Linked DNA regions of Homo sapiens: region 1 is linked to region 2. The links are chromatin loops, found by intact Hi-C in ENCODE. Cell type or tissue: heart left ventricle. All regions are shown on one strand.

Region 1 (8,000 bases), 150 kb after region 2:
AGACTGGTTTGGTTTAGACACTGAACTGTCTTAAAATTTTGTTTGCTTTTGTTAAAAAGTTGAGAATTTTCATAAAAATCCAGATTTCCAACATCTCTTGAACAATCGGGAAATCCGATAACAACTTGGGCCCGCATTCTCACATGGCTGAAGTTACCTGGCGTGGAATAGAAGCTGCTTCCCATGATGGGCATGCACTGTCCAGTTTGCCGTAGTTTCTACCACTTCCTCTTCTCTGTCCTGCTTGCCTTAGTTTGTCATTTGGCTGTGGGCATTTAAGTTTGCAGCCCCCATCTTAGACGTAAATAAGCTACAGAAAAGGAACAAGCTGACAAAGTTCCTATCTTGGCTCCTGTAAGACCAGCTCTCCAAGCCGTACCAAAGAAATTCCTCTTTTGGTTTTGCATGTTCTATCCTTACATAATCCAGTCCTGGGGGAGGGGCAAGGGACATACCAAGTAGACAGGTGCAGGAAGCTGGCAGGGGTCCAGCTCTGGTCCAGGGTGGGGGCATGGGGCAGAACATCCTGTTCTGCCAGTCTCTGGGCTTTTCCTAATCAGGGATTAAAGTCTCCAGTGACAGGATAGAAGAGGTCCATGGACCCTGGGTCTCCAACCCTCTTGGTTTTGCTCCCATCCTCTTAGGGTGGCTGAGTCTGTGAATCCATGCTGGGGAGGGAGCTCAGACACCTGACCCCAAATGAAAAACTGAGCCTACAGCTCTCACCACTGGGGGTGGAGGGGCAGCAGATTCATTGTACAGAGGGGTAGCATGTTATCATCACACTTCCCCTTCTGTGTCTCTCCCAGTGGGGGCGTGATGCTGGTACATGACATCCGACGAAATGAGAGCCACCTAATTGATTTCCGGGAGTCCGCACCAGGGGCCCTCAGGGAAGAGACCCTGCAAAGATCCTGGGAGACCAAGGTGGGGACCCTGGTGAGAAGAGAGAGTTCAGGGGAGTCTCTCTTCATTGCCCTTCTGCTAACCCAAGCATTAATTTGCTAAGTATTTACCAGGGGAGTGGGAAAAAGAGTTGAGCAGGATTCTCTTAGGCTATGAGAGAGTCAGGCAGCCCCCAAGATAAAATAATGAACTAGAAAATCTGGAACCTTACTTCTCTGGGAATCTTACCTATCTGGCACGTGGGAAGGAAGAAAAAAGGCTACTGAGTACCCTGAAATGTCACGAAGTTGATGCAATGAAACTCACACATCTCACTCTGAGCCAGTTGACTATAACTTTCCCAGCCCTTGATATATTGGAAGATTAGAGGGGAATTGCCAGAAGTAAACCAACTGTCTGCTGAAAGAAAAAGAAGATATCGAATAACTTGGAAAAATGGGTACTTAGTGCGGTGGCAAAAGCCAAACACACCCCTGAGTCTTCAGAGCTCAGAGTAATGGTGGGGTGAAACTGAATAGGTTAAATGAAGGTCCTTTGTCCACCGTTTTAAAAGGTAGGGTTGCCTGGGCACAGTGGCTCACACCTGTAATCCCAACACTCTGGGAAGCCAAGGCAGGAGGATTGCTTGAGGCCAGGAGTTTGAGACCAGCCTGAGTGACATAGTGAGACTTTGTCTCTACAAAAAATGCTTTGAAATTAGCCAGGCACAGTAGCATGCACCAAGGATCGCTTGACTTGAGCCCAGGAGTTGGAGGCCACAGTGAGCTATGACTATGCCACTGTACTCCAGCCTGGGTAACAGGAAAAAAAAAAAAAAAAAAAAAAAAAGGCAGGGGTTGGTGAAATCCAATGTAGACAGGTGTCTTTCTACACTGGTTATGTCCTGGCTCTTAAAAGAGTTTTGCTTAATTTATAAATCCCCCAACTACGGCAGCTAAAAGAGGCCTTTCTGCATTTGCTGATAGGAAGTCAGGGAGATGGGAGGGGTGCCTGCTTGGGAAAGCTTGTCCCTCCCCTGGGATACTTGGCCTGTGTCTCTCCCCTGTGCCAGCCATCCCTGGCTTGGGGCTCTGCGGAGTTCAGCCCAGCACCCCCCTTCCAGTGACCTGGTCTCCTCTCTCCCTCGCCTACCCGCCTTGCCCAGCCTGGGCTCTTGGTGGGGGTTCCCGGAATGGTGAAGGGGCTACATGAAGCTCACCAGCTCTATGGCAGGTAACAACCCTCCCCCTGGGGACCAGGGACCCCCGTTTGCATCTCTCCTTGGGTGGCCTTCTCCTACTTCCCTGGATTCTTCCTTTCCCAACTCCCCCTCCTAATATCCCCTTCCCTTGCCAGGACTCTCCTTCCCAGGAACCCCCCTCCCCCCGGACCCCTCCTCATTCCCCCAGGACCTCCTCCACCCCCTGCTCTCCGGCCCCCCCAGGCTGCCATGGTCCCAAGTCCTGGCCTTTGCAGCAGCTGTGGCCCAAGATGGCTTCAACGTGACTCATGATCTAGGTCAGTGGGGCCTGGGGATTTGGGAGAGACATGAGGTTGATGGAGAAGGGTAGAATCTTTGAGATTTGGAGCCCAAGCCAGAGAGGCCCTCTCTTCCAGTTTGCTCCTCAGACCCCCTCCCCACCTTATCCCACCCTCACCTGGAGGCGGCCTCAAACGAGGGGGTCTGGGAAGGGCCCTTAGACATCCCTGCCTCGCACTTAACAGGCTCCTGGGGGTCAGGGCACTTAGGGTGGGCCACTCAGCCCCCATCTACCCCATCTATTGCGCGTCTCATCCGGTCCAGTCCTGGCGTCCCGCCCTGCCCAGCCTCCCGTCCCTGCCCCTAGCCCGTGCCCTGGCTGAACAGCTGCCACCCAACATGTCCGAGCGCTTCCGGGAGACGTTCCTGCCATCGGGCCGCCCGCCACTACCTGGCTCGTTGCTGCATCGGCCCGACCTGGCTGAGGTGCTGGATGTACTTGGCACCTCCGGCCCGGCTGCCTTCTACGCAGGTGGCAACCTCACACTGGAGATGGTGGCCGAGGTAAGTGCTCGTGTTGTGCGGGTGGGGGCATGCCCCAAGGTCCCTATTGCAGGACATCCGCGTCCGCATTTTTTCCTTCCTTCCCTCCCTCCCTCCCTTTCTTTCTATATTATTTACTGTGGATTATGTTCATTTGAAATTCTAGAATAGTCAAAACTAACCTCTAGTGACAGAAATCAGATCAGTGGTTGGTGGGGCTGGGAGGAGCTGACTGGGATATGACATGAAAAACCTCCTGGGATGATGGAAGTGTTGTCTTTTTTTTTTTTTTATGAGACGGAGTCCTGCTGTGTCACCCTGGCTGGAGTGCAGTGGTGCGATCTTGGCTCACTGCAACCTCCGCCTCCCAGGTTCAAGTGAGTCTCCTGCCTCAGCCTCCCGAGTAACTGGGATTACAGGTGTGCACCACCACACCCAGCTAATTTTGTATTTTTAGTAGAGATGAGGTTTCACCATGTTGGCCAGGCTGGTCTCGAACTCCTGACCTCAAGAGATCCACCTGTCCTGGCCTCCCAAAGTGCTGGGATTACAGGTGTGAGCCCCCATGCCTAGCCAGAAGTGTTCTGTCTTGATTCAGAGGTACCTTTGGGCTTCTCAGGGGTGATGCCAGCCTGTGCAGGGGCTTGTCATGTCCCTCCCAGGCCTGGTGGAGACCCAGTATCGGCCTCAGCTTCCCTAAGCTCACAATCCTTCCCTGCTTTTGGGTTTTCTAGGGACTGAGGGAAGCACCTCTTTCATTGTTGAGTATCAAGACTGGGGAGATTGACACAGAAGTTTACCATCCAATCCCAAAGAGTCCCAGTCTCAGGCAGTAACAGATGTGAGAACTGTCATTAATAGTGCAAAAGTCCTAATGGAAAATTAAGTTCATGGTAAGGATGCATAGACCAACTCAGTGGTTCTCTCATCTGAGCAATGGGGATGATTATATCTGTCTCTGCCATACAGTTGTGGGAATTAAATAGGTCTGTTATTCATTCAACATTCACAGAGTGCCTGCTCTGTGCCAAGCCCTATGCTGGGCACTGGATGTGGCGATAGACTCAAACAGACTTAACTGGAAAGTCCAGGAGATTACTGGCTTTAGATTCTTCTGTGTCCAGATTATCAATCCACTGTGTTAGGATTTGCTCTCCCTCTTTCTCTTTCTCTCTCTCTCAACTCTACTTTCCTTTGTTTGGATTCACTCTCAGATCCTTTCCACCTGCTCCCCACCAGCCCATATCAGGCCATCCTTCCAGCAAGCTATCCCAGAGAAAGAGCATTTTTCCTTCCCAGTAGTTCCAGCAAAAGCCTCCAGGTTGTGTCTTATTAGCTCATCATAGGTTTCATGACTATTCCCAAATCAATCACTGTGGCACAGAAGGGAATGCCCCAATTGGCCAGGCCTGGGTTGTGTGCCCTTTCCTGGAGGTGGCAAAGGGAATGCAGGAGATTGTAACAAAGACCATCAGATCTTTGATAAAAAGAAACCCAAAGTTGAGTTTATTAACTTGCCAGAAAAAGGAACTCAAGAATTCAAATGGGCCAGGCCATGGTGGCTCATGCCTGTAATCCCCACTTTGGGAGGCCAAGATGGGTGGATCACTTGAGCTCAGGAGTTTGAGACCAGCCTGGGCAACATAGTGAGACCCCATCTCTACAAAACATACAAACATTAGCCAGGTGTGGTGGCATGTGCCTGTAGTCCCAGCTACTCAGGAGGCTGAGGCAGGAGGATCATCTGAGCCTGGGAAGGTTGAGGCTACAGTGAGCCATGATCGTGCCACTGCATTCCAGCCTGGGCGACAGAATGAGACCCTGCCTCAAAAAAAAAAAAAAAAAAAATCAATGTGTAATTCTCTGAAGATAGATAACTCAAGGGTTTCAAGTACTATAAGGTACAAAAAAGGAAAGGATTCAGAGTGGTTATGCTAATTTAGGGTTGACAGCACACTGGATAGGATGGAATGAGCCCATTGGTTTGTACAAGATTGGTTCATTGGTCAATAATGAGGGCTTGGTTATGTCCAATAAGGGTCAGTCCTTCTAGGATCACTCAAAGTCATGGTTTTCTAGTGGCTTTAGTTGGTTGTGGTGAGATGCAGCATTCAGTTTTGGTATCTCCTAGGCAAGTGTGCCATAAGTAGAAAACCTTCCTTTTACATAGGCAGAGAGAGCAGCAGGTACAAAGACACGAAGGCATGAGTTCAGGAACTGCAGGTCACTCTGCAGCTGCATAGAGCTCACTGGGGAACAGCAGGACATGAGGTGGGAGGGGTAGGCTGGGGCCAGATCACAAAAAGTCTTGAATGGCAAGCTAAGGAGGTCATTCATGGAATGTACCCAGTGTGATGCCTGGCACATGATAGGTGCTCAATGTTAGTGCTTTTCCCCCTTCCTTTTTCCTGAGGTGTCTAGGGATAATGGGGTCTCTAAAGGCCACGATGGGGGTTGCAGAAGGCACAGAAGTTATAAACAGCTGATCTGTCTGTGATCCAAACGTGTTATAGGCCAAAACCACCATGTCACAGTGGTGGGAGGTCATTCCCTCATTCTCTTCCCTCCAGGCTCAGCACGCAGGGGGTGTCATAACCGAAGAGGACTTCAGCAATTACAGCGCCCTTGTGGAGAAGCCTGTGTGTGGCGTGTACAGAGGTGACCTCTCCCCCGGCTCCCAGGGTCCCCCCTCAGGAGAAGCCTCCCAGTCCATGGCCACATCGTTTTGGCCTAGAGACTCCTCTCCATTTCACAGGAGAGAAACTAAGGCAGTGAGCTACCTGGGCAGTCAACTGTTGAAGCAAACCAGAGTCAGCCCACCTTCTGAAAAGTAGCTGTGGGGTCAGTTACCCCAAGTATTTAGGATATTGGGGGGTGGACCTGGTCAAAGGGTCCAACCTGGAAGTTGGGGTTCTGGCCATAGGTTTTCTTGATTTGGGCTCTGTGTTGCCTCTGCCCTTTCCCCAGCAGCGCTGTCACTGCCCTGTACTTCCTAAGAATTTTTAAGACAAAGTCCATCCAAGCTTCACAGTAGAATGAACCTTTCAAGACAGTCATAGACCCAGCTCCTCATAGTGCCAAAAAGAAATTGAGGCCCGAGGAGGGAATATAACAACTGGCCAAACTCAAGAAAACCAACAGGGAACCCAGAAAACCAAGCTTATGACATGGGTGGGGTCCATGTTTACTGAACCCAAGGTGGTAGGTGCTGGATTTCTCAGAAGATTCTCAGGTTCTTTCCCTTCTAGGAGAGCCAGATCACATCAAGCCCCAGGAAAGGGTTTCTCTGAGTTCAACTTTCCAGGCCTCAATCTCCAACCTGATTCCTCTGCCAGAGGCAGTGGAATATGAAGCAATGGAAAGAGCCTATCAGCTGGGTGCAGTGGCTCAGGCCTATAACCCCAGCACATTGGGAGGCTGAGGCAGGAGGATCACTTGAGCCCAGGAGTTCATGACCAGCCTGGGCAACATAGTGAGACACCGTCTCTATAAAAAATTTAAAAATTACCCAGGCGTGGTGGTGTACCTATAGTCCTAGCTACTCAGGAGGTTGAGATGGGAGGATTGCTTGAGCCTGGGAGGTCAAGGCTGCAGTAAGCATGATTGTGCCACTGCACTACAGCCTGGGTGACAGAGTGAGACCATTATCACACACACACACACACACACACACAGAAAAGAAAAAAGAACAAGCGTAGCGTTGGAGCTAGGAAGACCTGGGTTTGAGTACCAACTGTGCCATTTACCTTGAACAAGCTACTTCCCACTCTGAGCCTTGGTTCCCTCCTTAAAATGGAAATAATAATAGTGCCTACATCTTAGGATGCCCATAAGGATTTGATGAGATGATGTAGGAAGTTGCCCTGATCAGAGCATGCACTGAATATAGATTTTCCATTTCCCCTTCCCAGCCTGGGTTGTCTCAACAATGCTAGTACCTTGAGTGCTCTGGATTCCCCTTGTCTCTCTGTACCACAGTTTCTGGACCTATCAAATATGTGTGATAACAGTAGCCACAGTGAGGACTAAATGAGTTAATGTTAGTGTTATGCATCAGCTATTATTCCTTTGATGTCCAAACATCTAGTAACAGAATAGGAAGAGAAGGTTGCTGCTGCCAAGAAGTTTGGGGCTGGATGAGACCATCAGGAGTCATGGATAATATCCTGGCCTATGGGAGAGCTAAAAGGAGACACATGACAGGCCAGGAATATGAACATCTGGTCACCTGTTTCTGCTGTGCTCTGCTGATAGCCTGCAGTGTGACTCTGGGCAAGCCACAGCCCTCTTGAGCCTTAGTTTTCTCAAATGGCAGAGGAAACTGAAGACCAGTGTTCTGAGTTCAAGTCCTGGCCCTGCCCTTGACTTGCCATGTGAACTTGAATGAGTCTCTTTGCCTCTCAATGTTTCAGTTTCCCCATCTGGTGAGGGAGTTCAGCGCAGTGGTCTCAGTGTGTGATGGTGGAATGTGGAGATGGGATGTGGGATGTGAAGGTGCCTTGACCCCTACCCTGCCATCAGTCACTTCCTGTCCTTTCAGGCCACCTGGTTCTTAGTCCCCCACCTCCGCACACGGGCCCTGCCCTCATCAGTGCTCTCAACATCCTGGAGGGCTTCAATCTCACCAGCCTGGTATCCCGAGAACAGGCTCTTCACTGGGTGGCAGAGGTAAGGCTGACCCGTCTGCCTTTCCCTGGATTTAAGGATATTAGGAGTGGGGAGATTGGGTACTGCCATAGGGCAGGACTAAATCCCCTCCAAGTTTTCTCACACACGAAAGTCCACTGGGTGTGGGTTCTGGGAGGGGCCTGGCAGCCTCTTCCATATCCCTGCTGTATTTTCAGACCCTGAAGATTGCATTAGCCCTGGCCAGCAGACTGGGAGATCCCGTCTATGATTCTACCATCACTGAGAGCATGGATGACATGCTCAGGTGGGTCTTGGGCAGGACCTGGGGGCTACAGAGGCAGCGGTGGGTGTGGGGAAAGGGTCAGGAGAAAAGCAGCTGGTATAGCAATAAAGGCCTGAAATCCTAAGTCAATTTCAGCTCAACCCCAACTCACAACGTGACACTGGGTGCCTCTCCCTGCAC
Region 2 (8,000 bases):
GTGTAAATTCCTAAAGTGGAATTGCTGGTTTAAAGGGATTATGGATTTGCAATTTTAGAGCTACTGCCAAACACTCTTCCCTGTGCAGGTCATACCAGTGTGCCCTCCCACCAACAGCGTGTGAATGTACCCAATGCCCAAGTCACCAACACGGTCTTATAAAGCTTTGTCATCTTTCCCAGTCTGAAAAAGTGAAAAATCAGAGACATTTGTAGGACTCCTTATAGAGGAATTTCTTTGCCTGTGGCATGAATTGCCAATGTATGTTCTCTGTTTGTCATATTTGGCTTGTGACTTTGCTTGAGTTTTGCCATACAGAATTTTTAAAGGTTTAGGTGGTTGATGTCAACAAGCTTCTTTTTGAGCTTCTAGGTTTATTATAATCCTTCAGAAAGGCTTTTCCAACTCTTAGATCATTTTTTTTTCTTTGCAGAGATTTTTCTAGATCTTAGAGTTTTTTAATAATTGTATCTTACTTTCAGCTGAAATTTATCCTAGTGCAAAGCATGAGGAACATTTTGATGTTAATACGAGGAGACAAATCTTAAGGAATTTGTTTAAGGTTACAAAGTTTGCACATGGTAAAGCTAAGAGTCAAACCCAGGACTCTTGCATCCCAAAGGACTCTTGAATCATATGCAGGACTCTCTGAATCCCAAACTCATGCTTCTGTGATAGGAACTACCGGACATTATGCCTTGTAGGATTATTGTGAGCATTAATGAGCAAAGTTAGAAAGTGGGTTTGTGTGTGCTGGGCATAGGGGATACACGGATGTTTTCTTCAGACCCTGGCCCTCCTTACTGACAGTACTGATACTTGTCCTGAATATCATTATCGTGTGTACTGAGCACGAGGTTTTGCTAGATTTTTCAAGCACATTTGTCTTAATACTTTTTCCTTCCTATCCCATTCAGGTTCACAGAATGATTGCAGAGTTCAAGCTGATCCCTGGACTTAATAATTTGTTTGACAAACTGATTTGGAGGAAGCATTCAGCATCTGCCCTTGTCCTCCATGGTCACAACCAGAACTGTGACTGTAGCCCGGTAAGCAGGAGACCCCCGGGGACAGATGGGGCCTCACTGGCTTGGAGTAGTTGTTTCAAGACCTGCTGCTGACCCTTTGACCTTTTTTCCTTTGGGAGTAGAGCAGAAACTAAAATCATATCTTATAGTCCCCTAATTGGAAGCTACCTTGGAGTAGGATCTGAGTGAACTCCACTCCCCACCCCAACCTATGCAGAAATCCCTTTTAAGATCTTCCTAGGCTGGGCACAGTGACTCAGGCCTGTAATCCCAGCACTTTGGGAGGCCGAGCGGGCAGATCACTTGAGGTCAAGAGTTACAGACCAGCCTGGCCAACATGGTGAAACCCTGTCTCACTAGTGTGAGAGACACTTGCGTCTCTCACTAAAAATACAAAAATTGGCCAGGTATGGTGTTGGGTGCCTGTAATCCCAACTCTTCGGGAGGCTGAGGCACCAGAATTGCTTGAACCCAGGAGGCAGAGGTTGCAGTGAGCTGAGATCACGCCACTGGACTCCAGCCTGCGTAACAAAGTGAGACTGTGTCTCAAAAAAAAAAAAAAAAAAAGTTCCTGCCTGAGGCCCTCTAGCCAACTTCCCCTTGTAATCTCTGTGATAGGGATCTCATTTCACTCCAGGCAGGGGCTGCCCACTGCATGAGCTAGCAGCCTGCTTTTCCTTATTTGCTGTTTTATCCTATTGTAATTTTCATCCACCTATAGAACCGTGCTCCCGGGCGTGGTGGTCACACCCGTAATCCCAGCAGTTTGAAAGGCCAAGGCGGGCAGATCACTTGAGGTCAGGAGTTCGAGACCAGCCTGGCCAACATGGTGAAACCCCGTCTCTACTAAAAATACAAAAATTAGCCAGGCATGTTGGTGGGGCACCTGTAATCCCTGCTACTCAGGAGGCTGAGGTGGGAGAATCACTTGAACCCGGGAGGTAGAGGTTGCAGTGAACTAAGATCAAGCCACTGCACATCCGGCCTGGGTGACAGAGCAAAGACACTGTCTCATACAAAAAAAGGTGGCTTTGGTTTTTTGAGCCCAAGCACTCTCCTTTAGCTTGTGTCTCTCACAGTCCCCTTGAGAGAGCTCTGAACAGGACATTGGAAGGCTTGTTGGAAGAGCTTGAATGAATCACTGAATCTCTGAGCCTCTGTTTTCTTGCAAAAGAAGGATAATACTCTTTCCCCTATTGGCCCCCCGGCTAGTCGGCACCCTGCCTACCAGCATGAGAAGGAAAGTGCTCTGGGACCTAAAAGTGCCACCCAGCCATCGGCCTGGTGCCATGGGGCCCTCTTCTCTTCACTGCACTCTGGGGACTTCCCTCAGCGACCTGTCTTCTGCTTTATCATTTGAGTTTTTAATTTCAAGCAAATATATTTTGCATTTCTAGATGTTCTGTCTGGCTCAATTCGGAAACTGCTTAGCCATGATGTTAATATCTTTTTTCTGCTGCATATTCTGTTTTTAATCATTTTTAAAATACTTTCTTAAGGTCTCTTTCGATTGCTCATGGGGCACTAATGCTTGTGTTTGGGTCTTCAGACCTCAGGGTGGAGTGTTGCCTCGTGTTTTGTAATGTCTGTGGAGCGGCCACCAGAATTGCTTGAACCCAGGAGGCAGAGGTTGCAGTGAGCTGAGATCACGCCACTGCACTCCAGCCTGGGCAACAGAGTGAGACTGTGTCTCAAAAAAAAAAAAAAAAAAAAATTCTGCCTGAGGCCCTCTAGCCACTTCCCCTTGTAATCTCTGTGATGGGGATCTCATTTCACTCCAGGCAGGGAGGGGGCTGCCCACTGCATGAGCTAGCAGCCTGCTTTTCCTTATTTGCTGTTTTATCCTATTGTAATTTTCATCCACCTATAGAAACGTGCTCCCGGGCATGGTGGCTCACACCCGTAATCCCAGCACTTTGAGAGGCCAAGGCGGGCAGATCACTTGAGGTCAGTGGGGTTAGTTTCCCCCTTGGATACCTGTGTAGCCTCAGCCCTGGAGGCATTTCTACAGGGCACTTTTGCTTTTGTCTGGCAGCTGTCCCAGGGCCAGTTTTCTTATTTAATGTCTTGGCCCTACTGCCCCAGTCGTATGAGCCCAGGGTTTCTGCTGCTCTTGGGAGGGCCCCCTTCACCCACCAGCAGCACCATGGCAGAGCCAGGCTCCCTGGGCTGGTGGGTCAGGCCTTTCTAACCCTTCTTTCACCAAGTGTACATGCTCCCCAGGCTTTACTGGGACCTGACACCCTGTCTAGTCCCTGCAGGGCATTAAAACCCAAGCCTTAGTGTGACTAGGTCTTGTCTCCACCTCTCCACACTGCCCACAGCTGCTGAGTATCAGTTCCTTGGCTCACTATTCCAAACTCCTCGGTCCTTTCTTCATTTCTAACTCCTATGGACTTCCCCCGCTCCTCCCCACACGTGTTGTTTTGTTTGTTGGTTGGTTGGATTTTTGGGACAGAGTCTCCATCACCCAGGCTGGAGTGCAGTCAGTGGTGCGATCTCGGCTCACTGCAACTTCCGCCTCCCAGGTTCAAGTGATTCTCCTGCCTCAGCCTCCTGAGTAGCCAGAATTACAGGCGCAGCAACTATGCCTGGCTAATTTTTGTATTTTTAGTAGAGACAGGGTTTGCCATGTTGCCCAGGCTGGTCTCAAGCTCCTGACCTCAAGCGATCTGCCCGCCTCGGCCTCCCAAAGTGCTGTGATTACAGGTGTAACCACCACGCCCCGCCTTATTTTTTATTGAGTGTGATGGCATGTTTTTAGCAGGAAGGGGGCCACATTAGCTTAATCTGCTGTTGATCAGATGTGGAAGTGAACAGATGGTTTTCTAACTAAAGAAAAGTCCTCATGGTACATGAGGACAGAGGCTTAGAGAAGCAGGCTCCCACCAGAGTGTCTGCTTGTGTTATTTTGGAACCTTGTGGCTGTGGTCCTAACATTGAGGCTGTGCATGTGTTTCAGGACATCACCTTGAAGATACAGTTTTTGAGGCTTCTTCAGAGCTTCAGTGACCACCACGAGTAAGTACAAGAGTGTCCCTGCAAGGAGAGTTGTTGGGCTGTCTTCGGAAGGCCTCGATCTCCTTGTCTGGTCCCTGACCTCAGCTCGAGAGGAGGCCCTGGAGCTGGTGGAAGCCCACTGTCCCCTCAGTGTTAGCAGGTGTGACACTGCAGTCGGACCTCCCGTCTTTCCAGACTTCCTTATGGCAGGCACTGCCCCAAGCTTTCTTCTAACCCTCATAGCCACCCCAGGAACTGAGTATGGAAGTCGTTGGCCCCTTACTACCTTTGGAATCAATGGATTTCTCAACCTACTGCCCCTCTAAAGCAAGAGTGGACAGCGTGGCTATTCCCAGGGGCCGGCAGGAACTTCAGACAGGCAAAGCCGACTGCTTACTGAGCAGCTGGAGGATTCTTCCCTCCACAAGGAGGTGTGCTCCCATTTTTCTTGAAAGACATTCTGCGCTCATTTATTTTTTAACCTTCGATGGAGAATGTACAAGGAAAATTACTCTCTGCTGTAAGGAAAACAGTGCAGGAAGGGGGTGACTAGCAGCTGACCCTTGACCTTGGCATTGGGGAGGTGATGTGGGGACCTTAGTGAACAAGAATTTCAGTGAGCTCAGCTCCAGCCAGCTGCGTGTGCACAGGAAACTGGGCCCACTGTTGCATAACTTCTGATTTTTTCTGCCAAGCAAAGGCAGAAATTAAGATTTATGTGAAAGGTCCTGATTTTAAATGTTGGTTTAAATATTTTAAAAACCTTGCATTTGAGCTAACAGAACATGCCTGGAGACAGCTGTGGCCCCAGGGCACCTCCATCATATGCACCCATCCTCTGTGAGAGGTTTTCCGGCTGAAAGCCATAGAAGGGCTCCAGGAAGCATGTTAACCTTCTGAAAAATGGCACCACATATGTTATGGAACTGTGCTGTTTTCCCTGAGGAAGTGAGTCTCTGGCTTTCATCAGACTCTTCAGTCTGAGTACTCTGTGGGATATCAGGATGAATGCAAACAGCCATGGCCCCTGCTCTCATGAAGGGCAGAGTCTGAAAACAGAGACAGTTGTTCATCCAAGGATTCCACCGTTGAGCATTAGTGATAAGTGGAGATGGTATTCAGGAGGAGAGGAACGGGGTCTGTGAGAGACATTTGACAGGGTCCAGGACTGGCCAGAGGACACTCAGGAACTCTCCCCTGCAGAAGTGGCTTGCCAGCCAAGACCTGAAGTGTCAGCTTGTAGTGAATTGAGTGAACAGGCATGTGAGAGGGTGTGTGTTCTAGCCAGAAGCCCCTGAACGAGGGAAGACCATTGTGGCCAGCTGATGGGAGTGATGTGGGCTTGGCTCTGGGCTGGGCTGCACAGGACGTTGTGGGTCACAGTCACAGGGTGTTGTGGGTCACAGTCACAGGCCTGGATTTTATATACAGATGGTCCACTTAGAATTTTTCAACTTCACAATGGTACAGAAGTAGAATTTTGAATTTTGATCTTTTCCTGGGCTCATGATAAACAGTTCAATACTCTTGCAATGCTGGGCACTGAGCTGCAGCTGCAGCTCAGAATGTATTTCAAGAAAAATGGTGACCAGCTACACGATCACCAAGGTAGACAACCAGTACTCTGTGCTGTGCCTGCCGTGTTGCCAGTGATTATGGCCAACTGTAGGCTGAAGTCAGTGTTCTGAGCACATTCCAGGTAGGCTAGGCTAAGCTAGGAGGTTCAGTGGGTTAGATATATTAAATGTGTTTTCTTTCTTTTTCTTTTTTTCAAGACGGAATCTTGCTCTATTGCCCAGGCTGGAGTGCAGTGGCATGATCTTGGCTCACTGCAACCTCCACCTTCTGGGTTCAAGCAATTCTACCTCAGCCTCCTGAGTAGCTAGGATTATAGGCGTGTGCCACCACGCCCAGCTAATTTTTTATATTTTTAGTAGAGATGGGGTTTCGCCACGTTGGCCAGGCTGGTCTCGAACTCCTGACCTCGTGATCCACCCGCCTGGACCTTCCAAAGTGCTGGGATTACAGACGTGAACCACCGCGCCCGGCCTCAATATGTTTTCAACTTAACGGCATTTTCAAATACGATGGGTTTATCAGGACATAACCTCCTCCTAAGTCAGGAAATGTCTGTTCTAAATGCAGTGGGAAGCTGTGGAAGTGTTTTCACCGGGAGTGACAGGATCAGAGTCCTGATTCTGAAGATCACTTTTGGCACCGTGTGATGACTCAGTTCCTGTGGGATACCTTTTAGTAAAGGGAGCTGGTGTCCTGGGAACACAGGACCCAGCAGTGACAGGCCTGGATGGCAAGTCGGGGGAAGTGTCACAGTTAACCAGGCCTCTGTGTGATGTGTGACCGTGGTGCTTGGTGGGACTGCTGCAGCAGGGCCAGGCTTGAGTGTGATTGGACCTGTTGAGGTGTTGGTGCCTTTGAGAAAACAAGTGGAAATGTAGGCAAAGAGAAAGGCCCAGAGCTGCTGAGGGAAGGGGCCTTGTCGATGAATGTGGCAGGCAGGGGTCGGGGATGGGGGTGGGGCCAGGGAGAGATTCCACTGCCTGAGAGCCCAGAGTTCCCTCCTGCAGGTGCTGGCTGGAGTGAGAGGTGCTAGAGGAAAGTGCCTGGTGGCTTCTCAGATTCTGTCCACAGGAAGTGGGCAGGAGACTCCCTACACTAGCCTGGTGCTGACCCAGCAGCCCCAGTTCCTGTCCTTTACCTCCTCCAACCCATTTTGTTTCAGGAACAAGTACTTGTTACTCAACAACCAGGAGCTGAATGAACTCAGTGCCATCTCTCTCAAGGCCAACATCCCTGAGGTGGAAGCTGTCCTCAACACCGACAGGTGAGTGCAGGGGTGCAGCTTTTCCCTCAGCCCATCCCGGCTGCCCACGTTCCCCGGGGGCTCACCGGTGAGCACATCCAGGTATGCACGCGTGTCCTCTCTCACATGCAGCTACAGTGTCCTGAGGGCTCCTGTGTGCCAGGCATTGTATTCATGTCACCTGCATTTTCTCATTGGAGCCTCACAGCAGCCCTAGGAGGGGAGCCCCATCAGTACCTGCACTTGACAGATGAGGTGAGCCTCAGAGAGGTCACCTGCCAGAAGTCATGTGTGCTCCGCACTGCCCCACCGCCTTGTCTCGTGCATTCAGCCCCTTTGCTTATGTGCTCCTTTCTTGCCTGGTGGCATCTGCAGCCAAGCAGGACAGACAGAAGCCTCTTACCTGCTGCCAAGTGTTAGGTTGCATTACCTGGGTTAGGTTTGCCTCACCTGGAGCCAGGCAGTGGGGGGCTAGTCTCACAGGCGTCAGAATACAGTGGACTTTATCCAACAAGAGCCATGATTTCCCAACCTTTTTTGTTTGTTTGTTTTGTTTTGTTTTTTAGACACAAGGTCTTGCTCTTTCTCTCAGGCTGCAGAGCAGTGGTGTTATAGCTCACTGCAGCCACAAACTTCTGAGCTCAAGTGATTCTCCTGCCTCAGCCGCCCGAGTAGCTGGGACTACAGGTGTGCGCCACCATTCCCAGCTAGTGTTTTTACTTTTTTTTTGTAGAGATGGGGTCTCACTATGTTGCCCAGGCTGGTCTCGAACTCCTGGCCTCAAGTGAGCCTCCCAAAGTCCAGGGATTACAGGTGTGAACCACCTCTCCTGGCCTCCCAATCTTTTTTTTCTAAGGTAGCAGAACTCTTCATTCAAATAAAATTGTACCCAGTCCTGCCCTGATGTCTGCAGTGGATCACAGCAGAGCTGCTCTGTTTGAAGGGCCCAGACCCCTGCGTGCCTGGCCGTCTTCCTTCCCCCATGACGGGGCCAGAGTCATTTCCTCATCTCCTGCCTTTGCTTCATAGACTGGGAAGCTGAGGCTTGGAGTTGTGGACACTTGCCCAAGGCCAGCTGGAAGTGAACCTCAGGCACGGAGTACGCTGGGCCTCACCCTATTGGCAGAGTCTTTCCCCATCTGGCAGACTGG

Evidence for each region. A loop is a pair of places that touch in the nucleus more often than their neighbours do. Peaks named below come from ENCODE experiments on the same cell type or tissue, not always from the same donor. Only the 100,000 strongest peaks of a DNase experiment are listed, where the experiment ranks them.
Region 1: a loop joins it to region 2, with 2.6 times the contacts of the local background. A loop is called at or near these places in 2 of 110 quality-filtered maps.

What each region holds. Positions count from the first base shown.
Region 1 is chr20:34,854,372-34,862,371 of GRCh38, reverse strand. GGT7 (gamma-glutamyltransferase 7) reads left to right here. Exons shown (of 15, transcript NM_178026.3): 4 at 810-927; 5 at 2,051-2,118; 6 at 2,330-2,403; 7 at 2,733-2,929; 8 at 5,479-5,566; 9 at 7,449-7,576; 10 at 7,753-7,841. Among named protein-coding and RNA genes, the nearest start is that of GGT7, 14 kb to the left of the region's middle. In heart left ventricle, no CTCF peak of the experiment used is centred here; no DNase peak of the experiment used is centred here.
Region 2 is chr20:35,009,057-35,017,056 of GRCh38, reverse strand. It overlaps TRPC4AP (transient receptor potential cation channel subfamily C member 4 associated protein), which reads left to right. Exons shown (of 19, transcript NM_015638.3): 10 at 918-1,049; 11 at 3,991-4,049; 12 at 6,769-6,870. Among named protein-coding and RNA genes, the nearest start is that of MIR499B, 23 kb to the right of the region's middle. In heart left ventricle, no CTCF peak of the experiment used is centred here; no DNase peak of the experiment used is centred here.